Linked DNA regions of Homo sapiens: region 2 is linked to region 1. Evidence: read pairs that join two places in POLR2A ChIA-PET (ENCODE). Cell type or tissue: OCI-LY7. All regions are shown on one strand. Links, peaks and the distances in the headings refer to the core of each region. The heading gives the core; the rest is flanking DNA.

The links. ChIA-PET counts read pairs that join two places held together with the same protein. Peaks named below come from ENCODE experiments on the same cell type or tissue, not always from the same donor. Only the 100,000 strongest peaks of a DNase experiment are listed, where the experiment ranks them.
Region 2: POLR2A ChIA-PET joins it to region 1 with 6 read pairs; 2 of 35 experiments call an interaction of 5 or more read pairs at or near these places.

The regions. Positions count from the first base shown.
Region 1 is chr10:9,889,901-9,905,635 of GRCh38, forward strand. No RefSeq gene overlaps it. Among named protein-coding and RNA genes, the nearest start is that of LINC02663, 20 kb to the left of the region's middle. In OCI-LY7, for the core only: no CTCF peak of the experiment used is centred there; no DNase peak of the experiment used is centred there.
Region 2 is chr10:10,040,390-10,056,124 of GRCh38, forward strand. No RefSeq gene overlaps it. Among named protein-coding and RNA genes, the nearest start is that of LINC02670, 10 kb to the right of the region's middle. In OCI-LY7, for the core only: no CTCF peak of the experiment used is centred there; a DNase peak (open chromatin) is centred at 4,752; H3K4me3 peaks cover 1,813 bases; H3K27ac peaks cover 1,494 bases.

The DNA.
Region 1 (15,735 bases), core at 10,736-15,735:
GATTATAGCTCTCGTTTTATTACTTTTAGTTAGTTTTAAGCATGCATGTGTAAAAGCCTCTGATCATGACCCATTTCTCTGCCATTGAAACTGAACTGGCTGGGCACAGTGGCTCACACCTGTAATCCCAACACTTTGAGAGGCCGAGGTGGGTGGATCTCAAGGTCAGCCATTCCAGACCAGTCTGGCCACCATAATGAAACCCTGTCTCTACTAAAAATACAAAAATTAGCTGGGTGTGGTGGCATGTGCCTGTAGTCCCAGCTACTCGGGAGGCTGAGGTGGGAGAATCACTTGAACATGGGAGGCAGAGGTTGCAGTGAGCTAATATCACACCATTGCACTCCAGCCTGGGTGACAAAGTGAGACTCCGTCTCAAAAAAAAAAAAAAAAAGAAAAGAAAAGAAAAGAAAGAAAGTGAACCTGCTCCATAGTATACCTTCATACTTTATATTTCATAGATGACATTTGAGGAAGCTTAATTTATAGTTTTCAATTTTTTAGGAATAACAGATTATCTGTTTTTAGTGTTTAAATAATTTGTATATACATATACATATATATTTATTTATTTAATCCCTAGGTGTACAGTTCTTTATCCCTGTTATTCAACATTTCACCAGTATGCATGGATAGATGTATCTTTTATTTTTTCATCTTTTTTTGCCAAATTCACAAAAGGTTGTCTTTACATATTAATCTTTTTCAACCTAAAAAAGTTTTCTTTAATTATTTAATTGATAATTGATTTTCTCAATTGATTTTTAATATTTTTCATTCCAAGAGTTTCATAGAAACTGTGCAATTCCTGGACTGAGTGTTTCCTCTCTCCTTTTTCTCTCACAGTGTTATATCCCTGTAGTATTTGTTTACCATCTTCAGTACTCTATCCTCAAGTTTGTTTTCCTATGTCACAGATTTGTTTGTCCACCGTATCAATGAATTTTTTTAATGCCACCAAGGTAATTTTTAGGTTTTCTATTGTATGTCAAAATACCTTATCACCACATTTTATCTTAGATATGAGAAGGAAAGATATTAATTCAGGAAGCTGCCCCTGAAAGACAGCACCTAGGCCAAGCCTTGGGCTCACCTAACAAACACCCTCCACTGCCAGTGGGTTCTCACCATGTGTCCAGAGGACTCAAGAGGCAAGACGGTCCAAACTCCTTTCCATCTCACGTAGGAAATGGTGCATTTTTTCCCTTCTCTCTTTCTTTCTTTAAGTGCCTCGGGCTACATCTATACTTGATGGAAAGAACTGCACATTACTCAAAGATTGTAAACTTAGAACTGGAAAACCACCTCATCTCCTTTTTAGAGGAAATGGGTGAATCTTAGGAAGATAAAAGTATTTGTTTCTATGGAATATGAAGGAAGAAATATATGTGTTAAAAGGGAGCCAGGATCATTGGGCTATGGGAGATGTTTGCATATGAGTCAACAGGAATCCATTTGCTGGGCTTTGCTAATAGGTGGTTTTCATTTAGAAAGCCCACCCAACCCCAACCTCAGTCAATATGATTGTGGTGAACCTAAGGAAAGTAAGTCACTCAAGCTTGGTGAATTAGATTCCCCTAGCCCCTAGGCCACAGTGATTGGTTCACAGCTGCATACATTATCATTTCAGAGATTAAAAGTCATCATGAGAATTTTGCTGAACTCTCTGAAACAGTGGCAAATTGCATCTCTGTATGGATGGGAAGCTAACAAGTGAAACTAAGGACTACTGCTGCCGTCTTGCTAGATCATGGAGACTGAATTTGAAATTACCATGGAAGAAAGAGTTCTGAATGCCTCATTTAAGCCATGAATTCAATTGTATTTGAACCTACCCTAACCCAAGTGTACTCAGCACATGAAACAATCAATCTTCTATTTCTTCAGCCAGTCCTGATTATATTGGCTCTCTTTTACATGAAGAATCTTAAAAAAAGTGCTCAGCTTAGGCTTTGACAAGAAAAATATAAACATAGAAATGAATAAAAGTATAAATATTTTTCAGATTGAGAGTGATAAGGAAAAGTGCCCCTCCATCTTTTGTAGAAGTCCCTTATTTGCGGTTACTCTAGCATATATTATCCTTGAATGTTCCACATCCCCCCACACTGCTTAAGCATTTTATGCGTTTTATGTGGGGCTACAAATAGCAATAGGCTCTGGCAAGAACAGAAGTCAAAGGAACATTAGTGTGTGAATAGCAAATAACAGAGGCATAACCAGTGGAGAAGGCTTGTGGACAAGCATGTATATATTGACTGTTACAGCCAAGAGGCCTTCTGGGAAATATACCTTGGTTGTGAGGGAGATCTGGCTAAAATATTCTTCACCCCATTGACACTAATCTAGATTATTTGTACACTAATACACACGATCACCTTTTTTGGTCTTTTCTCTATTCTCTGCTCCTTTTTAGAAAAAGGCTTACATTAATCAAAGTTCTGTCAAACCCCTAAAATCAGATTGGTTATTATTTTAGGTTTTACTTCAGTAAAAGTTAATATAAATATAGAGCTTATATAATTTTCTTTTTTAATTTAAATAATAAAAATAATACATTGGTGAACCAAAGGGGAAAAAATGTATTTATATTAGCTGGGACTGCCATAACAAAATACCATAGAATGAGTGGTTTAAACAGAAATTTATTTCTTATAGTTCTGGAGGCTGGGAAGCACAAGATCAAAGTGCCAATCATTTGGGCTCCTGAGGAGGGCTCTCTTCCTGGCTTGCAGATGGTGGCCTTCTTGCTCTGTCCTCACATGGTCTTTCCTTGGTATGTGTGAGTGGAAACAAAGAATAAAAAGCTCTCTGGTGTCTCTTCTTTTAAGGGCACTAATCCCATCATGAGTGCCCCATCCTCAGGACTTCAACTAATCCTAATCGCCTCAATTTTCCCATCTTCAAATACCACCGTATTAGGGGTTAGGACTTCAACATATACATTTGAAGGAAACACAGACATTCAATCCATAACAGCATTAAAATCATGTTTGATGAAAGACCCCAGACTTCTTTTAATGCTGAAGCAGAGGCAGAGATTCACAGATATGTTTGCTTAACCCACTCAGATAATGATCTTCCAGATCATCGTGAGATAATTCTCCAAATTACTGTAGGTATTTGAGTGATTCTAATGTTTAACTGTGAAACAATTGTTTTTTGAAACTGTGCCCAAGCTACTGGGTTCCCAGTCCCATTTTTTCAAATACTGTTTTTAGCTGTTTGCAGCCCTTCAATCCATAGACTTTCAGAGAATATATCTTGCCAGTAGTGTATTTGTCTAAGTATACTCAGCTACACAGGGCAGAAGTGTCAATCATGGAAGAGGAAACTGCTGAGATAATTTTTCCCAAAACTTTTCAAATATTTATTCCATGATTGGTTCACATATTATGCACCTATAACTTCAAAAATCCCCGAATATGTTTCATTTAGACATTCTTTGCGTTTGGATTTTTGAAGAACTGTTTGAAGTCCAGGATAAGAGAGAGTTTGAGAATTTTATCAGCTTTTAAAATATGCTCTTTCTCTCTCAAAAAAAATTTGCAAATGTTTTATGATGTACATGTACTATTTTACCCCTTGAACAACCAACCTGAACCATGCTGTCTCCCAAAGCTAATAAAGAGAATGTTGGAATCCTGAGGGCCAGTGATGAGAGAGGGGAAGAAGGCACAGTTCTCATTATACTATCCTCTGACTTACATTCCTTTCTCTTTAAAATAACTTAGCATCTGCTAGTGTGCAGACATAAACTAATTTTCAATAGAGTACACTGAGGAAAAACACATAATATTTTTCTCTCATAGCAGGATCAGATTGGCCTAAAGATAACAAATTTGCTTTTATGTAAATATTTTACAAAACCTTTTAACTTACACTCAATGGGCATTGAAAAAGTCCCTGACGCTTTTTTTTTTTTCATCTTTTGGCATTTAAAAAGTTTGAAATTGCATGAAATATATTTTTCTTTCTGTTTGTAAAAGCACATGTTCAGAAAGCATATTTCCTAATCAACATATGGACTACATCTTTTCTGATTAAGGGTAATAGAAATTTCCAAGTTCAAGTCATGCATGTTGAATCAAGAATGCTCGAGAAAAACCCTGAGAAATTCAGATTTTAAAAGGGCTTCTGCCTAATGTACCCATTCATTGCAAAATCGAACTTCATAGAAATTATTTTAATTGTATAAATTTGGCTAGACTTCCATGTAAACAGTTAAAGAGAAAAAGGTAAATTGGACATTTTCAAAGAAAAAAACTGCAAGATTTGATATTAATTAAATTTATATAAAATATATTTGCATAAGATAAAAAGTAAATATATTTTATATAAAAACTAATTGATGTAAAATATGAAAAGTATCAATCCATTGCATTTCTACAAGGGTACCTTTAAAAATATTATCGAAATTACTTCTCACATCAATACTCAATTTATAAGACTATTTTAAATTAGGATGAGAATAAACTTCACTCTAACATGCAGAGATAAATATTATATGGAATTATATTATATTTAAAGACCATCCCCCAAATATCCTGTTTGGGCAAAATGTTTTTGTGTGGTTTTAGAAATTTTCAACATAATGTAATTTCAAAATAATAAATTTTTAATCAAAAGGTTGATGGTCATCAACATACCATCAGATGAAATTTAATGTAAATGTCATGAGTAGCCTGAAATCTATCCATGTTCAAGGACAACATATCAAAAGATTCTTGAAATAATTTGATAAATGTGAACTTCTATTTGAGTGAAGATAGTCATTCTTATTCCAGGTCAGCCTTAGTCCTTGGTTACATACTTAGAAGAGATTATTCATAGAAGTTGAATCCAAATAACATCAACAAATGCCAGTTAAAAACTGAAAAATTCATATACTCCAAGAAGTCCTACCCACTAAACCCCAAATAAGACTTTTTCCTGTAATGGAATAGACTAGATCTATTGGTTATTTACCTATTGGGTTTTAGTTTAGTTTTCACTTTGACTTTTTAATAATGACTTTAAATAACAATGCCATTAATAAATTTCATGGTCTGCCACCCCCCACATAAGTACTTGGGTTCTTGCCTATCGATAAGAGTATTTATCAAGACAGTGAAAAAAATACTGTATTTTCTCTAACATACATATCTGTGTGAGAAGGTTAGTTGTTCCAACTTTCAGAATGTCATTCCTTCCAAGGACTCTGGGTTGAATAAGTGCATGTTTATGTGTGCATTTGTGAACATATGTGCACATGCCTATGTATGTCTACAAAAAACACACACACATAAACATATGTAAATGTATACATGGGTATCAATGTATACATACATATATGTATCTATATGTAGGTGTAATACACACTGTCAATTCTGGTCCTCTGGGAAACCTTTGCCTTGGTGGAATTGGCAATGCAAGAAATTCTTCGGGGTAAATAAACATCTATAAATAATAAAGGGAAGAAAAAGCAGGATTGGGCAAGAGAACCTTCACTCTGCAATGCTAGTGTGACATCAGAACAAAGAGAGGGAAGGACAGAGTGGAGAGGGTAAAATAATCTCAGACTATGTTGCAGTTCTGAGGATTTGTCAGCCAGGCTGATGGTGAGACCCAGAGTAAAGATGGCAAGAGTTCTGCATGGCTGAATCTACTATTCCTTCCATGCCCAGTCCCTGTGGGGATTGAGGCTTTGGCCCTAACCCTGTGGTGGTTTCTACAGGTGCAGCTGCTGGATGCTATCGCTAAGTACCCCCTTGCAGCTGGTCCTCTCCTGAAAGGACATTTGAGTCCTGCAAGCTCAAGGCTGCCATGCACATGCATATGTAAATGGACATATTTTAGGTTAGTCATTGCTCCGTCTTTCTGAAGTGAAGATTGATTATTTATGACTCTCCCAATTTTTTAATTTCTTCCCTGGGATTCTGAAATGATTACATGGATTTTCAAAGAGTGCTATACATTTTGAAGGGAGACACTAGGTATAGCTATAAATACCTCACATTCTTCAGCAATGTGTATAGAATAGAGATTGTTTTATTTAGTATATTGACCTATTTCCAAGTTGGCTGATAGTTACAACATTTCTTTTTCCAAATAGGGGGATTATTTTTGGAATCCTGTTTTATATGGCTGAATGTTGCTTGTATTCCACTGACCACCAGAAACACAAAGGTGCACTCTTGGGGGCCTGTGGTCAGAAAGGCTTAGATCACAGTTACAGATTTCAAAAATCCAAGTGACTTATTTGCAATTCAAATCTTCTCTCTAATTCTCTAGCTCCAAAGAGAGAGAAAGAGGGTATGGTGCAGAACCAGCATATAAATTTGTCTAGTGTGAGATCTAAGATATGCACAGCCCCTGTGGGATAGCTTTACATGAAGAGGCAGAAGGGAGCAGTATAAAAATTGTCTTTGTTATGGACTAAATCTTAGTGCTCCCCTCCACCAATGAATTCATATGCTGAAGCCCCAGTTCCCAATATTCTGGTATTTGAAGGTGGGACGTTTGCTAGGTAATTAGGTCTAAATGATTTCATGAGGGTGGGGCCCCCATGATGAGATTAGGGTCCTGATAGGAAGAGAAAGACACTGGATGGCCTGGCGGGGTGGCTCACACCTGTAATCCCAGCACTTTGGGAGGCTGAGCCTGGTGGATCATTTGAGGTCAAGAGCTCAAAACCAGCCTGGCCAACATGGTGAAACCCCGTCTCTACTAAAAATACAAAAATTAGCCGGGCATGGTGGTGGCTGCCTGTAATCCCAGCTACTCAGGAGGCTGAGGCAGGAAATTGCTTGAGGCCAGGAGGCGGAGGTCGCAGTGAGCAGAGATAGTGCCACTGCACTCCAGCCTGGGTGACAGAGCGAGACTCCGTCTCAAAAAAAAAAAAAAAAAAAGACACTGGAGCTGGCCTGCTGTCCACAAGATGAGGACACACTGAAAACGGCAGCTTTCTGCAAGCTACGAAGAGAACCCTCTCCAGAAACCAAATCAGTGGGCACCTTGATCATGGATTTCCAGCTTCCAGAACTGTGAAAAATCAGTATTTTTTATTAAGCCACCCAATCTATGTTATTTTCTTAAGGTAGCCCCAGCTGACTAATACCTTCCCCGCACCCCTGGCCCCATATGATAAAACAAGGGAGGGAATGAGAAATCAATCATTTCTGTTTGTGAGTGACTCACATCATCTCCTGCAGAAATGGAGATACATAAGTTTCCTAAGTCTGATACCCTGCCAGGAGTGGGAAAAAGCCCAGAGCAGAAAAATGTCATAGAACCCCAAGGCTTTGTAGACCAGTAACACCACCCGAATCTATAGCAATAGAAGATGGATAGACAATTTACCATCTAATTTACAAGGGAACAAAATTTACTTCTTACAGTTCTGGAGCCTGAGAAGTCCAAGGTCTAGAGGCATCTGTGCTAAGAGCCTTCTTGCTGGTAGGGACTCCCTGGACATCCCAAGGAAGCACAGGGTATCACACAGCAAGGGGGCTGAACATGCTGGTGTACTGGCTCAGGTCTCTCTTCTTTATATGAAGACAACAGTCCCACTCCCGTGATAACCCATTAATCCCCTGATTGACAAATAGATTAATCCATTCATGAGACAAAGCCCTCCTGACCCAATCACCTCTTAAAGGCTCTCCATACTGCCATATTGGGGATTCAATTTCCCCACGAGTTTTGGAGGGGACAAATATTCAAACCACAGCATGTAGCAAGCAGGCGCAGCATTGTTGAAATTCACTCAAGGCGGGGAACTTGGGGACTGCATTGGTCAACAGTGCTGAAAGCCCTGGCAATATGCATTGAGACTTCTCACCCAGTCTACTGAAAAAAAGGGGAGCCTGGCTATAATCCAAAGTTCCAGCAAGTGTAACTGGAGTGGGGAAAGTTTGCTGAGTTCATGGTTTTCTTGCCTACTTTGTGTTATTCACACATTTGCCATCATGCTTCCCCTGGCTGGTATCACACTTGTTTAAAACTCGAACTTCCCTGAACATGCACCATTGAGATTCCTTTTCCTGCCAAATTAACTGCAGAATTTCTCCTTAAATGTTATCAAAACCCCTGAAGTGAAAGATTAAATAATCATTCGGTAGATATTGTTAAAGACAAAGGGGGTCTTTAGGCATAAAGAAATTTTTTTACAGACTCTTTATGGGTTTAAATATTTTTTATATGTTTAAAGCTAAATATATTCTTAAAAAAATTAAAAGATGATGATACTTGGAGCTATGAGACCATCTTGTTTGTTTGTTTGTTTGTTTGTTTGTTTGTTTGTTTTTGAGACAAAGTCTCACTCTGTCTCCAGGCTGGAGTGCAGTGGCATGAGCTTGGTTCACTGCAACCTCTGCCTCCTGGATTCAAGTGATTCTCCTGCCTCAGACTCTTGAGTAGCTGGGATTACAGGTGTGCGCCACCACACCCAGCTAATTTTTGTATTTTTAGTAGAGACAGGGTTTCACCATGTTGGCCAGGATGGTCTTGATCTCATGACCTGGTGATCCACCCGCCTCGGCCTCCCAAAGTGCTGGGATTACAGGTGTGAGCCACCGTGACTGACCAAGACCATCTTTTTTATTTTGAATTGCAAAACTACAAAAACACAAATAAGTGATGACAGTTCATTACATGTTCAAAAGATAGAGCTCACAATTGTTAAAATTTCTTCTTTCTTCTGAAAATCAATATATTGACTGATGTTATTTCATACTGAAGAGAAAAGGATATTTATAAAACATCGTACAACAGTGTTTCAGGAACTTCAGAAAAAATAAAATAAAAATGAAAATTCCCAGCCTTGTTGTATGGTACTAAGAAATCTGAATCATTCCGATAAGCATCTGAATATCAAGTGCTTATTCCCACTGAACTTGTTGCAATTCACCACTCTCTTCTGCATGTGCGATGCAATGTGATTGTGCCTAGGGTGGATTTCTTTGAGCACTGAATAATTTCTTTGCACTCTAGTCTTCAGTGCTGATTAGTTCTTTCTACTTCGACTTGTTCATACAAAGGATGCCTTGACATAAAGAAAGCCTAGAAACACATAACAAAAAAAAAAAAAAGAAAAAAAGAAAAAAAAAAAAGAATTATGCAGTTAAAATAAAATTCCAGAGATTTTCATTATCACACCCTGTCTATACATAAACCCATATATAGTCCCAGGGAAGGGCTGATATATTTAACTATGTGAGTAAGATCTTTTTAATTAAAGTGAATGTAGCCTTTTGGTCTACAAAATAAACAATCTTACAATAGGAAAAATGCAATCTGTCGAGACATATTTGAGTTATTTTGCAGTAATTGGCTTGGCAACAGCTTCAGTCACAGATTTCTGTTTCACAGATTGCCCCCAAATGAATAAAGGTTTGCTTTGAAATGTAATTAATATTACGTTCAACTGTAAGACATTCTCAGGTTGTCAAAGGAATTTGAAGGAGGTAGCTACAAAAAGTGAACAAAATAAAAGTGAAACTGAAAAGTAAATTAAGTCAAATTAACATACACAAAGTAAACTGGACCAATACCAAATGCCCACGGCATGAACCACATTTTACCTTCAGTTCAATCTCCTCTCAATGTTGAAATTATGCAGGTGGCTAAGTAATTCACAAGGTATATGTTTATTGACAATGATTGCCTCATTTTATCATTTAATCATGAATGAGTGTGGGGAATGAAAATGCTATTCTATCCTCCCCTGACATGAAACAGATCTGCAACAGGGCTGCACTCTGGAAGTTCGGATCTCTGAATTCAATACTCATTAACCAGTATCACTTTCTTCACATTAATAATCAGTCACCTGCTTATAGTAGGTCATTAAATAAATAAATATTGAGTTATATGGGTGAAGTGCATCAATATTACATTAGTTTTTTTTACTTTTTATGTAGTTTTTATGTTTTTATTACAATGTATTTCCATCTTTTCTGCAAGTCCAACTGTTCTTTTTTTTTTTGGAGATGGAGTCTTGCTCTGTCACCCAGGCTGGAGCTCAGTGGCACGATCTCAGCTCACTGCAGCCTCCACCTCCTGGGTTCAAGCAATTTTCCTGCCTCAGCCTCCCGAGTAGCTGGGATTACAGGTGCACACCACCACAACCAGCTAAGTTTTGTATTTTTTAGTAGAGGTGGGGTTTCACCATGTTGACCAGGCTGGGATCGAACTCCTGACCTCAGGTGATCTGCCCACCTTGGCATCCCCAAGTGCTGGGATTACAGGCGTGAGCCACCACCCCGGGCCTGCAAGTCCAACTATTCTATTTCGGTAGGAGATATGGGCCCATAGGAAATACTGAGAACAAACAGAGAACATACTCACAGTTGGTTCCCCTCAATGGTGTCAAAACTACTCACTATATTTAAAACATCCAGGTCCATGATATCCCAGCAATCAAATATAAGTAGTATTAATTGCATACACTAGAGGAATCTTAAATGTATTTTCTCTCTCTTTTATTAGGAAATCAGTAAAGACATTTGTATTTATTAGTCCTTAAAGAGTTGACTATGGTAGTTAATATAAATTTAGAAAAAAAGTTATAATTTACAAATGAGAAAGTAGGGTTTATTAAAGAATAAACAATGATTTTTTTTTTTTTGCATCTGTCTTACCTGGCATTAGAGATGCAGTTTCTTGTAAGCCTTACAATATCTCTTAAAAATATAAAATTGCTTCACAAATCAACAGAAGGTTGGTGATTTTGCAGATGGGCATTTGTGTTGAATAATTATTTTACTCTATGTTCAAATATTCAGATTTTTTCTTATTCATGATTAACCTTGTCTTTTGGTGATGTTTATTGTTATTATTATGTGAACTTCAATTAGCTTCAACCTGTGATACTTGGAAAATTTGATAATCAACACAAAGAAGTTTGGGAAAGAAATTTTGAGGGGAAAGAAAAGGGAAAAGATTGGAAATGTGGCTTACTGTATATTCTAAATCTGGCTGAAAGACCAGCTTTTGAACAAGCTGTTATTTTCCACATGGGAGTAGCATTGCTACAGTAAAATGCCAGATTTCATCCATCATAATGTCATGGCTCATATTAAAATGTCTTCAGGGACCTAAGGGAGGGATGGGCAAAAGACATCAAATCAATTTTCAGGCAATTGCTATGGTTTTCAGAAACTAAGCCCTATGTGATAGTGTTATGACTACACAAAGGGAGGTTATAAATAAGGTCCATACATCAAGGGAGGAAGTAATTTAGAAAAAGAAAGCTGATTTGACTTTTGTGTGAGTCTGAACATATGGTTAGGGCACAGCTGGGTTATCATTCTATACATTCTTACAAGAGAAAAGAACCAAATCAACACTTTGGAGAAATGAACCTATCACCACAGTCTTGAACCTGAAACCCTCAAAACCATCTATCGTTCTTCATCAGTTGAGAAGGACTCAAGGTTATTTTGCATTTGTTTAAGGTAGTATTTAATCACAAGAAAATCCAGTCAAGTGTCATTATTTGATGACCTTGGTAGCTTCGAACTAATCTTTATATGAAGGTGTCTTTTCCATAGAACAGGAATTGGCTCAATTAAGAGAGATCTGTGATGTAGTCAGACTTTCATACGTGAAATTCCTTCTTCTTGATTGAGCAGTTCATTGTTAAATCTATAAGCTCTAAAGTGCTACAGCCTATATTTGCCACAGCTGCCTCTACTCTATAAAGAGCCAGTCTGTCTTCCAAGAAGTTAATCATCATGAAATGAGTCTTGGGTGTAAAAATTAGGAAGGGTAAGTGGGGAAGAACCTTGTGAAATTTCTGTGCATTTATTTGACTGGAGAAAAGAAGTTAATGATGTGACATGATCTTACCAGCAGAATAAAAATTAAAATCTAAATATTTGTTATATTTCCATATTCTATTGAGAGACTTTAATTATGGCAATATATAAGATAACTGTATATTCCTTATAAACTATAGAGTCACAACAAATCAGCATAGAGCATAAAATTACTTCCACCACTGTAATTAATATATTTACATTTCTTGCCATTTAATTTGAAGAAATATGTCTCTATAGCGGTACTAATCTTCACATGTTCTGTTCCTCAAATCATTATGTGTTGGAAGAAACTGTGTTTCAGTTTCCTGACCATCAAAGTACATTAGTGAACATTCCTACCCTAACTGAAGGGAAATCATATTTTAGAGGGTATATAACACCACATTAAACTATGGAAAACAAGGAATAAAAACATGATATGCTTTTAAAAACTATAACATGTGCAGAGATGGTTAATAAGGAGCTTAATTTTGGGGAGCAGCCAAACTACACAGATTAAGAAAATGAACTGTGTCAAAATTTTGCAATAAGCAGCTCAGTTGCAAATAGCTGTAATACTCAGCTACGCTAGGAAACAAAAGATATTTCTTTAGACTTTTTAGTTAGGCTGTATTCACATCCAAATCAGGAACTAGGAATCACAGACTCTGAGATGTCAAAATTAATCAAGGAAGTCCAAATAGTTTTGAGTCAATATAGATGTCTAGATTAATTGAGTATAAACAAGTTTCTATTATTTATCACAAAAATGAATGTTTGATGCACCATTAACACTAAAGTAGTTTTTGCTTTGTTTAATTATGGAGTCATTTGTGATTCTTTTTTTTATTTTAGTAGATTGATGCAATATAATTTTAGTCTTGTGCTCAACAGAATAGATTTATTTGAAATGCATTTTTGTGTATATATTTAGTAGCAAATGCAGTACACTGAGTTAAGTACACTTGAGCCCAGTTATTAATTTATGAAGAAGAGGGTTGGGAAAGAACAGAGCTATTTTACAGAAACTCTTGATAAAATCCTCTGGAAGAAAATCAACCAAGGATCCAACTATTTGGTTTACCATTTTATTAATATATCTATTCTAGGTTTTCTATGGGCAGCAGGAAACCTGTGAACTGCTGGAGTTACCACCATTTTACGCATTAACTTTCGGTGCAAGATACTATAACAAGTGCTGAGGCAACCAATAAGAATAATGAGTATTATTATTATTAATTATTACTGCTAAAGTTTATTGAGTATCCCAAGCACTGTGCAGCCCACATTCAGTGAATATTTGTAACAACACTTTGAGTTAGTAACTATGATTATCTCCATTTCACAGAAGGGGAAAGTACGATTTTGAGAGCTTAAAGGACATGGCTCAATTTTACGAAAGTAGTAAGTGTGAGAGTGAATCCAGGATTCTTTGACTCTGAAATGGCTGGCAGTCCCAGCTCCTAAAGAGCCATAGCTAATGAGATCAGGGTTATAAAAGGAATATATAACTCAAATTGGAACATCTTGGAAGTCATAGAGAAAAAAATTGAACAATTGAAGGCTAATCATGACCTTGTGAGGAAGTTCCCATTACACTGTTACTGACATATCTTTGAGAAAACCCCACAGATCTTTCTAAGTTTCTATTTGATATGTGGAAATGTTTCTTCCATCCCTTCGTCATTGAAAAGAATGTTGACTCTTCGGCTAAAATCTCATTGAATGCCTTTCTTATTTATTTATGTATTTGTTTTGAGGTGGAGTTTTTCTCTTGTTGCCCAAGCTGGAGTGCAGTGGCGAGATCTCAGCTCACTGCAACCTCCACCTCCTCCTAGGTTCAAGTGATTCTCCTGCCTCCACCTCCCAAGTAGCTGGGATTAGAGGTGCCTGCCACCATGCCTGGCTAATTTTTTCTAATTTTTAGTAGAGAGGGAGTTACATCATGTTGTCCAGACTGGTCTCGAACTCCAGACCTCAGGTGATTCACCCACCTTGGCCTCCCAAAGTGCTGAGATTACAGGCGTGAGCCACCACCCCAGGCCTGCAAGTCCAACTATTCTATTTCAGTAGGAGATATGTGCCCATAGGAAATACTGAGAACAAATAGAGAACATAATCACAGTTTGTTCTCCTCAATGGTGTCAAATTACCCACTATAATTAAAACATCCAGGTCCATGATATCCCAGCAATCAAATACAAGTAGTATTAATAGCATACACTAGAGGAATCTTAGATGTATTTTCTCTCCCTTTTGATTCAGAAATCAGTATTAAGTGTCTTGGGGAGAAAGGTGTTTTATCTCTAAGAAAGGAGCAGTTTTACTCACTCTACTGAAGGTCTCTTACAAACTTTGATATGTTTTACAATTTAAACTTTTTAAGCTACCGAGAAGCATGAAAAAAAATATATATATGTATATATCTCACTTCCGTTTTTGCTAGGAAACTCAAAGAGTCTATTTTATTTTATATAGATGACCCTTTCCAGGAGTAGGATTATCCTAATGAGTGGTAAGTTACACATGGCTTAAAACTGGGGGATGATAGTCTCTCTTAGCTTCTTGGTTGATGTCTTCAAGGCTGACATTGGCAGGTTAAATTTACAGTTATTTTACAGTTAAAGTTACAGAAATGCAATTACATTTGGAAATCTCATTAGGGTTTGCATTTCATAATCACCACCTTCCTCTCCCCTTCAGAATCACACAAAGTCATTTTATTCTCCTTGGCTTGATGGCTCCACTGTCTTTGGTTCTCTCTGGCAGTACCTGCACCTTGGCCCCGCCCTTGGCAGCAGTCAGCTCTTACCCTTTGTTCTTTTAGGCAAGGTTATTTCAGTTCATCTTTGACTGCTGTGTGCCACTCTCTGCAGGCTCCTTCCCATCTAATTTTCCATTTGTTTCCTCTTCAAAGGCTTCTTCATTTTCACTGTTCCAGACTAGATTTGTCTGTTTGGAAAGATTTATTCTCCCCATCCCATTATTCTTATTATAATTTAGCATGCAAGACAGAGTGCAGCACTGGTACTTTTATAGTAGAACTCTTAAAGGCATGCACATGGATAAAAAAATGAGCAAACACACTTTAAAAATATGCAGGATTTCAGTCGTTTTAATTCTGAGCAGACAACTTTGATCCCGGCAACCCTTGGGATCAGAGAATTTTTTTATAGTGAGAATGGTTTCTTAATCCATTTACTTTCTACTCCTTCTAATGTTCCATCCCATATAATTCCTCTATTTTCATTGACCAAACCCTTTACTGCCACCTCATTCTTTTCAGTATCTGTAGTTGAAAGTATACAAATTTAGCTTGGATGAATGTTGAAGAATATGTTCAAAAAAAAACTTTAGAGATAGTTTTTCAAGAGTACATTATATGCCATGCACAAAATTGTAAGTTCCTACTAGAATATAAGCTCTGAGAGGGCAAAGATTTTTGTCTGATTTATTCACCTCTCTACTCTCAATTCATGGAATCTTGCCTCCCACATAGTAGTTGTGCAATAGAAAGTTCTATATTTATTTTTTGTTTTATTTTATTTTTTTGAGACAGTCTCTCTCTGTTGTCCAGGATGGAGTGCAGTGGTACAATCTCAGCTCACTACAACCTCTGCCTCCCAGGTTCAAGCAATTCTTGTGTCTCAGCCACCTGAGTAGCTGGGATTACAGGCATGTGCCATCACACCTGGCTAATTTTTGTATTTTTAGTAGAGATGGGATTTCACCATGTGGCCAGGCTGGTCTTGAACTCATGGCCTCAATTGATCCACCCACCTCCACATCCCAAAGTGCTGGGATTACAGGCATGAGCCACTGTGCCCGGCCAGAAATTTGTAAATGAATGAATCATTTTTCTTAATCACCTGCCTAACTGAAACCAAAGTATTGCACACATGAGTTTCAGTTTATTATGTCTCTCAAAATACCCCTAAGTAACTACTGCTTT
Region 2 (15,735 bases), core at 1-5,000, 140 kb after region 1:
TATAAAAATGCATGTGTGATTAAATTGTATGACCACGGTAGAAATCCTGAAACTCACACAGAGAGCAAACTATTTAAGATATAGATCACTTTGGAATTTCTATAAATAAGCAAGTAGAATTTCTACCTAAGGAGTAATTAATGTCATTTAGTTTGTAACTGAATAGGGTTATTTATTTAAAGAGGAAAGGTATATTTTAAAAACCTCATCAAAATAAATGGGATTTGCTTTACTGGAAATAGTCCAGAAGGGCCTTTTAACTTCATTAGGGAGGCTCAAATTGACTCAATTATTTTAAAGTGTGTGTGCATGTGTTCATGGGAGTACCACATTCAATTTTGTAAAGAAACTGAAAGATTGAAAAATGCTCTAAAATTAGTCAATCCTTCCCCACTTTCATTCAGAAATTTTTATTGAATGCCAGACAATATGTTGGTACATTCAAATATTTGGGATTGTCTCAACTTTCATGGATTGTTAAGTGGGAGTAGATTGTTTTTTTAATTAACTTTTTTATTTCTATAGGTCACTGGGGAACAGGTGGTGTTTGCTTACACGAGTAAGCTCTTTAGTGTTGATTTGTGAAATTTTGGTGCAGCCATCACCTGAGCAGTATACACTGCCCCCAATTTGTCATCTTTTATCCCACACCCCCTTTCCACTCTTTTCCCTTGAGTCCCCAAAGTCCACTGTGTCATTCTTACGCTTTTGCATCCTTATAGCTTAGCTCCCACTTATGAGTGAGCAAAACGTGGAACCAACCCAAATGGCCATCAATCAATGAGTGGATAAAGAAACTGTGGTGTGTGTGTGTGTGTGTGTGTGTGTATATATGTATATATGATGGAATACTACTCAGTCGTAAAAAGGAATGAATGAATGGTGTTCACAGCGACATGGATGAGATTGGAGACTATTATTCTAAGTGGAGTAGATTCTTAAAGTTAGAGGGGATGTATGGACTTACTGCTGCTGTGGCCGAACAGAGGCATTTCTGTCTTTCTACCTAAAGGTTTTAAGGTCTCAAAATCTGGTTAGTAACTTCTGAAGATGCAGCACCACAGAAGCAAACCCCAACAAAAAATAAATAAATAAAACTTGCCTGAGAGGCATGAGCTAAATGTTACTAGTCCTTATAAGAAAATGACCATTAATAAATCCATCTAGCACTGCCTTTATTTTGGATTGGGGCAAAAATTAGGAAATGTGAAATTGTGAGTTTCCTGAGAAAAGGACCTACTTCTAACTTAGATCAGACATAAGAGGACTGATTGGAAAGCCACAAGGCAAATATTAGATGCCAGCCCCTTGAAATGTATGTTGCTTCGTTTTGGAGAAAGTAGTTTAGAGATGGCTCAAAGAACTAAAAATAGAACTACCATTTAACCCAGCAATCCCATTACTGGGTATATGCCCAAAGAAAAATAAGTCATTCTACCAAAAAGAAACATGCACTCATATGTTCATCACAGCACTATTCACCATAGCAAAGACATGGAATCAACCTAGGTGTTCATCAACAGTGGACTGGATAAAGAAAATGTGGTACATATACACCATGGAATACTATGCAGCCACACAGGAAGAACAAAATCATGTCCTTTACAGCAATACGGATGCAGCTTGAGGCCTTTATCCTAACTGATATGGAAACAGAAAATCAAATACTGCATGTTCTCACTTATAAGCAGGAACTAAACATTGGGTACGTATGGACATAAAGATGGAAATAATAGACACTGGGGACTCCAAGAGTTTGGAGGAAGGGAAGGGGGCAAAGGTTGAAAAACTACCTATTGGGTACTGTGCCCACTACCTGGGACATGAGATCATTTGTAACCCAAACTCCAGCATCCTGCAATAACCCCTTGTAACAAATCTGCACAAATACTCCCTGAATCTAAAATAAAAAGTTGAAATTAAAAAAAGAAAACCCTATTTCCCTAATGCTCACTGCCTAATTTGGCCAACCTATCTAATTCCACTTCCTTCCTTCTAGGATGTTTAGCAGGAAATGCCTCTGACTTTGTCATGGGTAGCATTTCATGGGAGTGTTTGCCAGCTTCCTTCCACTCAGACAAAAATCTTTGCCCCAAATAGACATCGATTAAGTAAAGGAGACTGGAAGTATTCAATTTGCCTTCACAAGGAAGCAAAAAAGCATTCCCTAATATTAAGTCTCCTTAACTGCTGATCTCCAAAAACATACAGATTTCTTGCACCAACACACTCCTGCCATCAAAAAGCAGCCATTATCACAAATGAACAAAGAAATAAGCAAAACTATCAACCATTCTCAAGTTGTTTCTCTCTTCTGGTATTTTGCCTGTGTAGCATTTGGACTTATCTATAATACAGTCAATGCACTTTTAAGTATGTTGATATTATCAGAACCCAAATCACCCCCAGCTAGCTATGCTACGGGCATGAATTCTAACTGTTTTGCTGTAGGCTAAATTTGTAAGTAGGCTACAATTGAATGATTGGGCATAGGTGTATATATCAAATATAATGAATGCAAATTGGTAGTGTCAAATGTATTTAGCCAGAAATAGAATAAGGTAGACAGAATAGGGTTTTGTTTGTTTGTTTACTTTTTTTGATCTTTGTTTTATTATTAACTAGTTTCAGTAAGCTCCCTGACTTCATGGAGTGGTATCGGCAGCAGTAATGATGGTGCCAGGGGAAACTAGATTTCAAGATGTATAATCTTCCCTATATACTTAGTCATACTTATTCCTGTGGCCCAGGGAAATTATCTTTCTCTCTCCATATCTAAGTCTCTTCATGCCCATAATCATCAAAAGACACGAATAGACAAAGGTCACATTCTGAGAACCAGGAAAGCACAGGGAAAATAAAAATACCACTAGAGATGTTATTAGGAACAAAAGGTCTGTCTTAAACTTTATCAGCACTGCAGCACAGAAAAGTTTATGATTGTGAAATCATTGCTCCAGACATCAGTGAGGAGATAAGGAGAGTTCATACTTTAAGGGAATTGGTTATATGTGGTTGTGTTATTTTTATCCAGGTGGAAATTTTAATGCATATTAAAATAATAACAGTTTTTTTTTTTGAGACAGAGTCTGGCTCTGTTGGCCAGGTTGGAGTGCAGTGGCACAGTCTTGGCTCACCTCAACCTCCGTCTCCCGGGCTCAAGCAATTCTCCTGCCTCAGCCTCCCGAGTAGCTGGGATTACAGGCGTGTGCCACCATGCCCGGTTAATTTTTGTATTTTTGGCAGAGACGGGGATTCACCATGTTGGCCAGGCTGGTCTCGAACAGCTGACCTCAGGTGATCTGCCCACCTCGGCCTCCCAAAGTGCTGGGATTACAGGCGTGAGCCACCAAGTTTCCTTTTTCTTTTTTAAAAATTTTATTTCACAAATAATAATTGTACATATTTATGGGGTACATAATGTGTTTATACATAGAATGTACAGTGATCAGATCAGGGTAATTAGCACCATCATCTCTAACATTTATTTATATATTTTTTGTTTGGGAAACATTCAATATCCTCCTTCTAGTTATTCAAAACTATATGTTTTTGTTAGCCAGAGCCATCTGACAGTGTTATAGAACACTGTAACTTGTTCTTCCCAACTAATTATGTAAGCCAGACCTCCATTATAAAAGGGATGGTGGGTGTCCATGGTAAAATAATTGTGAGGAATTCTGGGTTAAAAGCACAGTTCACAAAAATAGGTTTCTGTGGACTTCTCAGAACTTTTCATATGCCCTCTCTCCAAGACCAGGTACAGCATAAAAGCATTACCAACATGGATTTGGACCATTGAAACTTTTTTTCCCAAAAAAACACCCATTAGTGTTTCAAGGTGCATTTTTAGTTCTACAGAACAAAGTTTAGAAAATATGAAAAAGGATTCATGGAAAATCACTCTTTGATTTCACTTCTATTTTCCATGAAATAATAAGTCAAAAGGTACAGGATCCCAGGTAGAAACTGGAAACAGTTCGTTTGTTGTGTTTCTTTTATTCTCTTCTCCATCATCTTGGTCTTCATTTGGGAGGAGGGGAGTAGATTCTTAAGTTATTTTTATTTTCTTTGGCTACATGGTTTTTCAAATTTATGTCTCATTAATTTAAAAATATCACTGTAGGGTTGCATTCTTGGAGAAGTTTAAAAGACAATACTTACCCGTTATTATTACAGGGACCCAAAGAGGTTACAGATGGAAATATCATGTGTATTACTTGTCAATGATCATCCTAAAATGAAATCCTAGCACAAAAGCAAACAACCAAATTTAACTCTTTTTTAGTAAACCTAGCAGATCATAATAGGAGGAAACTGGATCAGTATGATTTTTCTTTTCCTTTGCATTTCTTATATCCCATGGCCCTACACACACAGACACACACACGTGTACGCACGCATGCACGCGCACACACACACACACATTTCCTACATACTTTGTCTAGGCTTTGCCATATGCTGGATGAAGACTTTCATGTCCCATCTCATTTGACAGATACAGCTGAATGTTGTTATTCATGTGTTTGTTTGTTTTAAATTCTACCATATTGTTTCTTATCTCTTTTGTAAGTCAGAAAACATGAGACTAACTACATCAAAGAATATTGCCCTAAACCTCCATAAATATCTGTTCCGCTGAACACTGGAGCTACAACAAATTGATTTTACTTCCGCAGGTCTCTCTTTAAAATGTGACTGGTTGGGTGCCCCTGGGACTCTTTGCATGTTACAGAAGACTGCTCATGCTCAAGATACAGCAAAATGTTGCCTTTTAGTTAGACAGAAGACAGCTGTGCTGGGCTCAGTTGTGCTGTGCTGTGCTGTGCTGAGCTGGACCAGGCTGGGCTGAGCTGTTCCTGGGAGAGTGAAAGTGAGTGATGCTTCCTTGCATCCTGCACTTAGGTAGGCATCTGCATGTTTTCTGTTTGTCCATAATGGTTTTGCTTTATCAGGTAACTGGCATTGTGCACAATGCCATTGTGTACAGATTATAACAGGATCCACAGATATAAAGTATCTGCAAGCTCTTGATGTAAGTCATTAGAGGAACAAGGCCTGCAAGTGATGTGACGGTGTAGGTGCCCCCACCATGCCGGCATCCATCACAGGGACAGGCAGCAGCTGGCTTCTGCAGATCTTCTTCCCAGAGAGCTGGGCAAGGGCCCATCTCCAACTGTCAGAGGTCAGGTAGACATCTGTGCTCACAGTTCAGTGTGGCCCTAAAATATCATCTTCTTTGTTAATTTGAGTATTGCCAGTTGTTCTTGTTTTTGGTATGGTTTCTAATGCAAAAGTGTGATATAATTTTGGGGTCTATAAGTTACTTACATCTGACAGTATATGAAAACTGAAAGTGACCAAATCCAGAAATAGTTTGAACAAAGTCATCAAAGCTCCCAACTCCCTGTTCTGCAAACTGAAGAAATCATCAGTTTTATTAGTGTCTGAGTCACTTTCATCAGACAAAGAGCTGTTTCTAGTTTTGTTTTGTCTAGAGTCAAGACTGGTTTCCAAAGCAGTGAAAAAAGGGATCATTTGCTGTTTATTTTTTTTTAAAGTAAGCACACCCAGAATTCTCTTTAAAAATCTTTTTGGGCCGGGCGTGGTGACTCCTGCCTGTAATCCCAGCACTTTGGGAGGCTGAGACCGGCAGATCACCTGAGGTCAGGAGTGCAAGACCAGCCTGGCCAACATGGAGAAACCCCATCTCTACTACAAATACAAAATTAGCCGGGTGTGGTGGCGCATGCCTGTAATCTTAGCTACTCCGGAGGCTGAGGTAGGAGAATCACTTGAACCTGGGAGGCGGAGGTTGTGGTGAGCCGAGATTGTGCCGTTGCACTCCAGCTTCGGTAATAAGAGTGAAGAGCAAAACTCCATCTCAAAAATAAAAAAAAAAAACTTTATTATTTTTTTAAATTTTAGGTTCGGGGTATATATGAAGTGTTGTTACATAACTAAACATGCGTCACAGGGGTTTGTTGTACATATTATTTCATTGCCCAGGTATGAAGCCCATTACCCAAAAGTTATGTTTTCTGCTCCTCCCCTTCCTGCCTCCAAAGTAGACCCCAGTGTGTGTTGTTTCCTTCTTTGTGTTCATAAGTTCTTATCATTTGGCTCTCATTTATAATTGAGAACACATGGCTTTTTTTTTGTTTTCTGTTCCTGCGTTAGTTTGCTAAGGTTAATGGCTTCCAGCTCCACCCATATTCCTGCAAAAGACATGATCTTATTCTTTCTTATGGCTGCATAGTATTCCATCATGTATATGTACCACATGTTCTTTATAAAATCTGTCATTGATGGGCATTTAGGTTGATTCCACATCTTTGCTATTGTGAATAGTGCTTCAGTGAACATTCGTGTGCATGTGTCTTTATGACAGTGTGCATATGCAGAGCTCTTCTTAGTTTAACAAATATATGAGTGATAAATGTCAGAAAAGAAAACATTACACATCATCTATCTAATTCTAATCAGTGATGCCATGTTTATTTAAACATCCCATTGAAATTTAGTCCAATTCCAGGAGAAGTTGTGAGAAGCCAGGGACTATAAGATGAATGGATGGGGAAAAGTCTCAAAGCAAGAGGTGGTCAGAGAACAAGAGAGTGGCAGTTGGTCTTTTGGGATGAGGGTAGGGTAATGGGAGATGTACGTACCATAGTCTACCATGGTTCATACATAACTAGTTCATAACTATTTATGAACTTGTATTTCTTTAATATTTTATCTATTCCTTTTTTTCCAAGAATAATAATGTTTGAAATTTCTGGAAATTATTTTACATATAGATTGGATCTCTATGGTTTCTTTCCTGTGTTGCTTATATTTTCTCCTTCTCCTTTCCCTTGAGTTCTTGGTGAGTTTTTAAAGTCTATCATTTACCCCCATAGTCATGTCCTCCACCTTTCGTTGTTAGTGGTACCTCTTCCAATTTTTAATTTGGCAGCTGTGTCCCTGTCTCCTAAATCTCCAAGGCGTTTTTCTTCTAGAAGATGACCTGAAGGAGTTTAATGGATATGTTTTCTCGACTTTCTTTAGATCGTGTCTCAGAATTAATTTAGGTTTTCTGCTTCATCCCAAATGTTCCTTTCAGAGAGCTGCTCTCCTCCTGTTAGTAGGCTGGCCCCTCGTTTTTGACCTACTTATCCTTTTATAGGCGTAATGGTTTTTATTGTCTTCCCACCCACTGGTAAGCACAGCTGGACTCATTTTCTGTTCAATATACACACTTCCCACAAAAAAAAAAAAATCCTCCTCTCGAGTCTTTATTCATTTCTGGCCTTTCTTCTGAGTGTTGCCACCTGGTTCCCAGTAAAATCCCAATAATTTCCTCCATGTTGTCCTCACCCACACCAGGAATCAATCCAACAGGGAGGCGGCAAGTCTATCACATGGAGGGGAAGGAAGCGTGGCCAGGCCTTGCAGCAGCTCAGCCCTGCTCAGAAGAGCTGGTCTCCTCTGCCATAGCTCACCATCCACCATCCTTCCCATAAAGGACACATTTGAGGAGGGTGGAGATTTCATCAATGTCACCTCTTTATATTTCCCTTTGGCCCTTTCTGCCTCTTTTACTACTTCCCATCTTTATCTAAGAGGCATGTTAAATTTCTGACATGCTGTAGTCATCATCTTTCTTAATTCCCAGTTTTCCTCTGGGACTATCAGTTGCAGGGAGGATTGGGGGCTGAGGAAGTGTTGGCTAAGTGCTGCCCAGAAGCACCTACTCCCTTGGAATCAGAGAGAGCACCCCATGCCTATTTCCCTCTCCTTCTTTAATTGCTCGTTTGTGGACTGAATGTTTTTGTACCCCTAGAATGCATACGTTGAAGGCCTAACCCCCAAGGTGATGGTGTTTGGAGATAGGGCCTTTGGAAGGTAATAAGATTCAGATGAGGTTATGAGGGTGAGGCCTCCATGATAAGAATAAGAAGAGACATGCGAGAGAGCTCCCTCTTTGCTATGTGAAAACATAACAGGAAGGCTGCTGTCTGTAAGTCAGGAGGAGAGCCCTCTTGTAACTCAGTTATGTGGGTACCCAGAATTTTGAACTTCCAGTCTCCAGAGCTATATGAAATTAAATTTCTGTTGCTTTTACCACTCAATTAATTAATTAATTAATTTTTTGAGACCGAGTTTCCCTCTTGTTGCCCAGGCTGGAGTGCAATATCACAATCTCGGCTTACCGCAACCTCCACCTCCCGGCTTCAAGAGATTCCCCTGCCTCAGCCTCCCGAGTAGCAGGAATTATAGGCACCCACCATCATGCTTGGCTAATTTTTGTATTTTTAGTAGAGATGGGATTCCACCATGTTGGCCTGGCTGATCTCAAACTCCTGACCTCATGATCTGCCTGCCTTAGCCTCCCAAAGTGTTGGAATTACAGGTGTGAGCCGCTGCCTGTTGTTATGGCTGTGTGAGCATTCTAAGACACACATCTTCTCCGTCTCTTTTTTAGCCTCTTAACACTATTTGCTAAGCCTCAAGTGTGCCTTTGACTCCATTCTAGGCAATGAACAAAGCAGGAAACAAAACAAAAATCCTTGCCCTCATGGAGAGCAAATTATAGGAGGGTGCTATGTGACATTAGATGGTTGCAGGCACTATAGAGAAAATAAAGTAGGGAGATGGAAATTCAGGGGAGGGGTTGTCATTTTAGTGCAGGCAAAAAAGAAAAGTTTTACTGACAGTGACTTTTGTACAGTGAAATGAAACAAGCGAAGGAATAAGGAGGAAGTCATGTGGATACCTGGGAACACGCTTTCTAGGAATGAGGAATAACAAATTCAAAGGCCCTGAAATAGAAACATGCTTGGTGTGTTCATGGAACAGCAGGGAGGCCATGGATGTGGAGTAGGGTGAGAGTAAGTAGTAAGAAACAATGGATTCAGAGAGGAAATTACCGCTAACCTAATTTCACCAAAGTATAGTAAATGGTGGTGTCTCTCTGCTCAAACCTTCAATATATTGCAATTGGTTGAAGAATAAATTTCAGATTCATTAACATGACATTTAAAGTCTTGCTCAAACTGGACTTTGCAATATGTTTAGTGTCACTTCTTCACCCTGGTTAATTTGTTGTTCACTCTGGTTACATTCACCATCTTCCCAGACAAACCTTAACTCTTTGTAACTTTCTCATAGCTCTCTTTACCTACTAAAGCTGGCTTCATCCTAAAGGTTCAGCTCAAATGCAACCCTCTGCTAGATGCTTTTCTTCAATGGCCCTGGGTAAATTTAATCCCTACCACCTCTACTCTTCCATAGATTTTATCTAAATTGTAACATGTATTTAATTATTACCTAACCTTTAAACAAATAGTTACATGGCTGTTTCTCCTGCTCAATCTTAAGATTCCTGTAGCCAGTGCCCATTATGCCTCTAATATGTTCATTTTTTTGACAAATAAAAAAGAACTGGCCGAGTGCAGTGGCTCACACCTGTAATCCCAGCACTGTGGGAGGCTCAGCCAGGAGACTTGCTTGAGGCTAGGGATTTGAGATCAGCCTGGCAACAAAGTGAGACTGCCTCTACAAAAAATGAAAAAAACAAAACAAAACAAAAAAAAAAAAACTACCTGGGCATGGTGGCACACTCCTGTAGTCCCAGCTACTTGGGAAGCTAAGGTGGGAGGATTGCTTGAGCCCAGGTGTCCAAGGCTTCAGTGAACTACGATTACCCCAATGCACTCCAGCCTGGGTGACAGAGTGAGACCCTGTCTCTAAAACAAACAAACAAAAAACACACACACAAAGCAAAACAAAAGCTAACTCAGAATCAATTACTCTTGTAATTTCCCAAAAAGAAAATAGACAACATTTGTTGCAGATTACTTAAATATTTATTTCCATAAGCAAAGTGTCTATAACCAGATGATATCTCAAGTTTCTTTTTATTATGCCAATGCTGCATTCCCACAGACAGTTTCAGATATGTGAAATACAACAGACTTGTTGGCTTTGGTGTTCAAGGTGATTCACACTGAATTGCATACTGGGAGTCCCTAAGGTTCTGCTGTCAACAAGAAGAAGTGTATTCATAGCCCCTTGTCTCTTAGAAGCTCAAATTTAAAAATCCATAACATACCAAACTATTTGAAATCCTCATGCTTTTTTTTTTTTTTTCATTTTTATTAGAGAGGTAGCTTTAGGAATCAGCATCTGAATCACTGTGACTGTGGATAACCTCAAAGGAATATTGTTCACAGTTGCCAGGTAACTAAGGATGCCAGTAGTTTAGATGGGCTGAAAATAATTGACACCTCCTATGGAAGTAAAGATACTTGAGGAAACACCTATCAACGTTCTGGAAGCAGCAACATTTCCGAAGAATTTCTGTTGCTCCCTCTTTTTTTTTTTTTGAAAATTCAAGGGCTTGCTCTGTCACCCAGGCTGTAGTGCAATGGTGCAATCACCGCTCACTGCAGTTTCAAACTCGTGGGCTCAAGCAATCCTCCCCTCAACCTCCCATGTAGTTGGGACCACAGGTGTGACCATCATGCCTGGTTCCCCCATTCTAACTACTCTGTACCAGGCATTGGCCTTGACAGCAAGATACTTGCAGACTATCTCACGCCTCTTAAAATGGGAAAAGTTCCATTTTTAAGGGATTTGGCAGTGAGAATAGCAAAAACGAAAACAACAAAACCAAAGGAAAAGTCTTGGTTTCTAGTTTTTCCCTTCAAAATCCACATCTTCCCAAAAACCAAGACATGAAAATCCTCCTAAGGAGTCTGGAAGAAGCCATGTGGCAAGTTGTCCATATCTACAAAATAGTTTCCAGGTAAGTCACAAGGCATGAGACTTTTTCCCACACAGTATGAATTTGTATTTTATGGTGATCCATTCTTCGCTATAGCATAAGCACAGCTTAAACCTTATTTATAAATACAACCAAAGAACGAGCTCTGTCTTGGAAAAGTGGGAATAGTTTTACAGTGATATTTGTCAAGAAGAGTCCAATACAAAAGGAAAATGAAGCTACAAAACAGAGCATTCTTGCATCACCCAATTTCCTTACAACACGTATGCACACACAATCTCACACACACACAGAATGCTGAGAGATGTCACAAAAATACTTTGAAATTCAACACTAGTAGAAAGAAATGTGTTGTCTCACATTTATTCGAAAGGTATTAGCTTTCTTTCTCAGCAAAATTGAACAAACAAGCTATTGACAAAATATTTTTTAAGAAGACAAAGCTTATTTCAAAAAACTCAAAAATTTCTAAAGTTTTGGTCTCTACTAAATATCTAAGATTAATGCCATTCATATAAAAATGAAAAAATTACCATTAAATATTGATAATTATGGTAAACTTGAGTTTGATTATTAATTTAGGGCTGAACGTGGGGAAGTCATATTTTTTTGAAAGTTTCGCATAATGTTTTTGGGTAGCCAATATAAATTAGGTTGAGCTTTGCAGAGGTAAAGCTCATCAAAAGCTACTGGAAGTAGCCAGCTATAAGGTAGGATGGAGGATACATCATGAGAGAACTTTTGAACTGAAAATCTGGCAACCTGAGATATAGCGTTGTCATACTCTTTCACCTCTCTGGGACTCATTTTTCTCTAAAAGGAGGTATTTGAACCAGGTATTTTCCACAATCTTCTCAGCTCTAGAAATGTTCTCTTCACATAATGAAGAGGGTAGTGTGGAAAACAATTATAACATGAGTAATGATCATTTAAGACAGGAGTTGTTAGAAACGCTTGTTCCAGCTGGATAGGGTGGCTCATGCCTGTAATCCCAGCATTTTGGGAGGCCAAGGTGGGAGGATTGCTTAAACTCAGGAGTTTGAGACCAAGCTTGACAACATAGTGAGACCCCATCTCTACATTTTTTTTTTAATTAGCCAGGCATGGTGGCATGCACCTATAGTACCAGCTACTCAGGAGGCTGAGGCAAGAGGATTGCTTGAGTCTAGGTGGTTGAGGCTACAGTGAGTAATGATTACACCACTGTACTCCAGCCGGGGCGACAGAGTGAGACCCTGTCTCAAACAAACAAAAAAAGAAAGAAAGAAATGCTTGATCCCTGGCCCCATCCTAGAGATACAGACTCGGAGACTCTGGGTAAGGTCCAGCAATCTGAGTTTAACAAGCTCTCCTGGGGAGGGTCCAGTGCACAGCAAATTGAGAACTTCTGATGGGAGGAACCTCCTTCAATCTTCAGCACTCACACTGCTCATACCACAATGGTGTGAAGTAAATGAGATTTGTGTTTTCTCTAGGGCAAGAAAGGAACAGCAGGCATAGGTGAGAGGGAGATGAGCCACTCAGGAGCCCCTGGGACACGAGAGCTCTGGACAACAGGGCTGGGCTGAGTAAAGGTTAGAGATCATTTAGCAAGAGGCTTATGATTGCTTCATGGCTTACAGTGTTCCTTGGTATTGAAAAAATAAATTGTTTTAATGCAGCACTGAAAGACTAGCTTTCAAAGTGCAGTCTGAGTACCTCTTGTAATCTTCTGGACTGGTCCCTGGGCAGACGTCCTAACACTCTTATATCTAGGCATTAAGAGTTTGTTCATATAGTTTTATGAGTAGCAGATCAGTCCCCCTGGTTTCCCACCTGAACCTAACCTGGGAAAAGGAGGACTTGGCTGCAAGGAGATGGTTAAGTATTCCTGCTACTACATACGTCAGATCACTTTATTATTTTAAAGTGTTGTTTCTTATGATATTAGAAGGCTATTTTTCAGTGACTGTTGATCTGATTGAGGAGTATTGGTTCCCCTTAGTGGGCTTCCCACTCTGTGATCAAGGCCAGAGGTAATGTACGTGTACTATGCCTGTTGTGAGTCAGCATGGCCCATGCCAAACCACGGTAACACTCCAACAGCACTGCTGTGGCTACAGTGGCCCTCGCATCTGCTGACGTCCTGTTCCCCTGTTGGGGCTTTTAGCAGGTCTTACAGGATCTTCTCGTGCCCATCCTTTTCCCATGGATCCACAGCGTCTTATTAGCCCGTCCACGTGTTCCACCAAACGCCTCTGAACTTCAAACCCCAGCTCACTTAATGGATCATGCTTCTTTCCTTGGTGTCTGATTATTTTGTCAGTGGCAAAGATTGAGTTCTGCAAATGGAATGAAGCCTCCTACAGGAGTGTTTTTTAAACCTATGCCATTTAAATTTACTTTGGGAAGAGCTGTCTGCACCTACAATATGTTCTTTCATATTTCTTGTCATATTCAGTTACTCTGGGCAAAACATGTTAATGTTTAGTTGTCCTGGGATTAGGAAAATAAAACGTAATATGGTCATCTCTTGGCTCAATGAGCCAAACTTGATGAGTATACCTGTGTATATATGTGTATGTGTTTCCTTTTGTCTTTGGATAAACAGCTAATGTTAAGGCAATTCAAGATAAAGATGTATTTTTGAGGAAGCTAAAGAGAGGAAAACTGTAATATCTTTTGTGAGCTACATTTACCCCAAGGCATTTATCATAAAATGCATTTCGTTTCTGATTACATCACTCTGGCAGCTGGTATGAGGAAGAAACCACGTTGGGAAATTGTCAAAAACGATCACAAGTTTATTTGGCTTCTATCAATTTTCTCTTTTTTCTTCTTCTGACCAGAAAACTCTTGTTTCAATTCCATTTGAATGTCAACAATAAAAAAAAAATAGCAAAGCCTTCATGAGCAAATGTTCAAACTTCAGGGGGAAAATAATCAAAGGACCAGTTATTCCTATGTACTTGCCTAAAGATGCATAATACTGTTTGATGTGCACATACAATTTAATATAACCTTTTACAAAGCTAAAATGATCAGAGCAAGAAAATTCACCACTTGAAATATTTGGGAAGAAAGTTTTATATTATCATTTCACTTGAAACTTTTCATAACCACGATATTCCTGGAAAATGTAGAAATAACACTGCTCCCATTTTGGTAGAAATAGATGTTTGGAAATGTCTTCCCAGTGTCTTTCATGTTGTAATAGGAAAGAAAAGGAGACAATCAGAGCTGTTTTTCTGTTTGCTAAAACAGCCTCCTAAATGTAATTTAAAGAAAATAAATATGACAAGTCTAGGTCATAAATCATTTCTAATGATCACTTTTATTTTCACAATGAGGGAACGGAGACACAGGTGGGCAACAAGTCATAGATGACCTTGTAAGCCAGTTGCACCAAACGATATGGAATCCCAAAGGCGTCTTCTTCCTGTGCTTCAGCTACTGGCTTGTATGAGCTTTTTATTTTCGTTATGTCTCAGCTACACATTTCTAGAGCATATAATAGCATGCAACCCAGCAGGGTTTGAATGTGATTAGACCCAAGTGAAGCACCATTAAAAACCAGAGACGTATTCGAATGACATGACATTTTGAATGAGTGCCAAACCCAGTGTGTTTGGCTTTGTGTGTGTACTTGCTTCCTTGATTGTTAAACCGATTTCTTTTCAGAAGAAAATGTGCTTTTCTGAAACAGCTAATAGGATGCTTCATAGGTCACATGCTATTTTCAGGACCAGAGAAGAGCAGTGTGTGTTATGGATGAAGTGAAAAACATCATTTCTGAGTCTCCCAGCCTCTGTAAGCTCAGGTCAAGTCATTATCTTTGATTTTACTTTTCAGTTGTTATTAAATTTTCTCTCGTTTTTTTCTGTGTTGACTGCCTTGCAGGTTTCTCCACCAATCAACCTTGATTGGGTCACCCACAATCTCTCTTTGAACTTTAAATGTGAAATAGGCTAATCAACCCAAGCCTTCTATTGCCTGTTGGGCTAGGACCTGGTTCTGTGATTTCAACTCACATCAATCATTTTAATGCAATAGATGTTTATGTGATACACAGAACCCCATGCCAGCCATGTTCAGAGTATGTCTTGGTCAAAAGCCCATATATTATATGTCCTCATAATGTAAATGTAAAAGAATGTGTAAGCATGTTTTTGCACACATTTGCTTTCTAGTTTAACATAATTAGTCGAGCTGAAGTGTTTAATGGTTGCACTATTATGGAAACTATTGACTAGACTATCTACAGTGTTAATTCTGACCATGCAATATATATAAAGCTTTCTCATATTACAGCCTGGCTTCATATAATTTATTTTCTTACTGCCAAAACATGGCTTTCACATTTACTATGAAAGACTTTAGGTAAGGAATGAGAGTGATTGAGTTAATTGTTATATTTACTATGGAGTTGTTACTTCAAACACATTGTGGTAGAGTCGAGCAAAACAGAATGTCCGTATGTGAATAATAGCACTACGATCATGGCACGTTAAGATTAGAATTAGGGGAAGGCAGCTAGCATTTGTTGATGACCTTTTATATTCCATGTGTTTGTAGGTTGCCTCTTTTCTGAGCTCTTCTGTCCAATATTCTCATTTTAGAGATACTGATAGTGGAATAAAGTGCATTAATTCATGCTTTTTTACCCATGAGTCAGGCGTGAAACTCCAGGACTCCAGATACAAGCCTAAGTGCCTGGTTCACTACTGTATTCTGCTTCATGTTATCTCTTTTGAAGAAAAGCCTAGTTGGGTTTCATATTTCAAAACTTTTTCTTGTGAAATCTCTCATCCACTTCATCTCTAATTGAAAATGCCTCGCTCTGGAAATCACAAACTTTTGTTGTTTGTTTGATTCAAAATAAATCAAAGTGACTTAATTTTGACCACTCACATGAAGACTGAAAACCTTTATAACCATCATGGAAATTACAGAAGGTAAAGGTAAATCTTTTACTTTTATGGGGC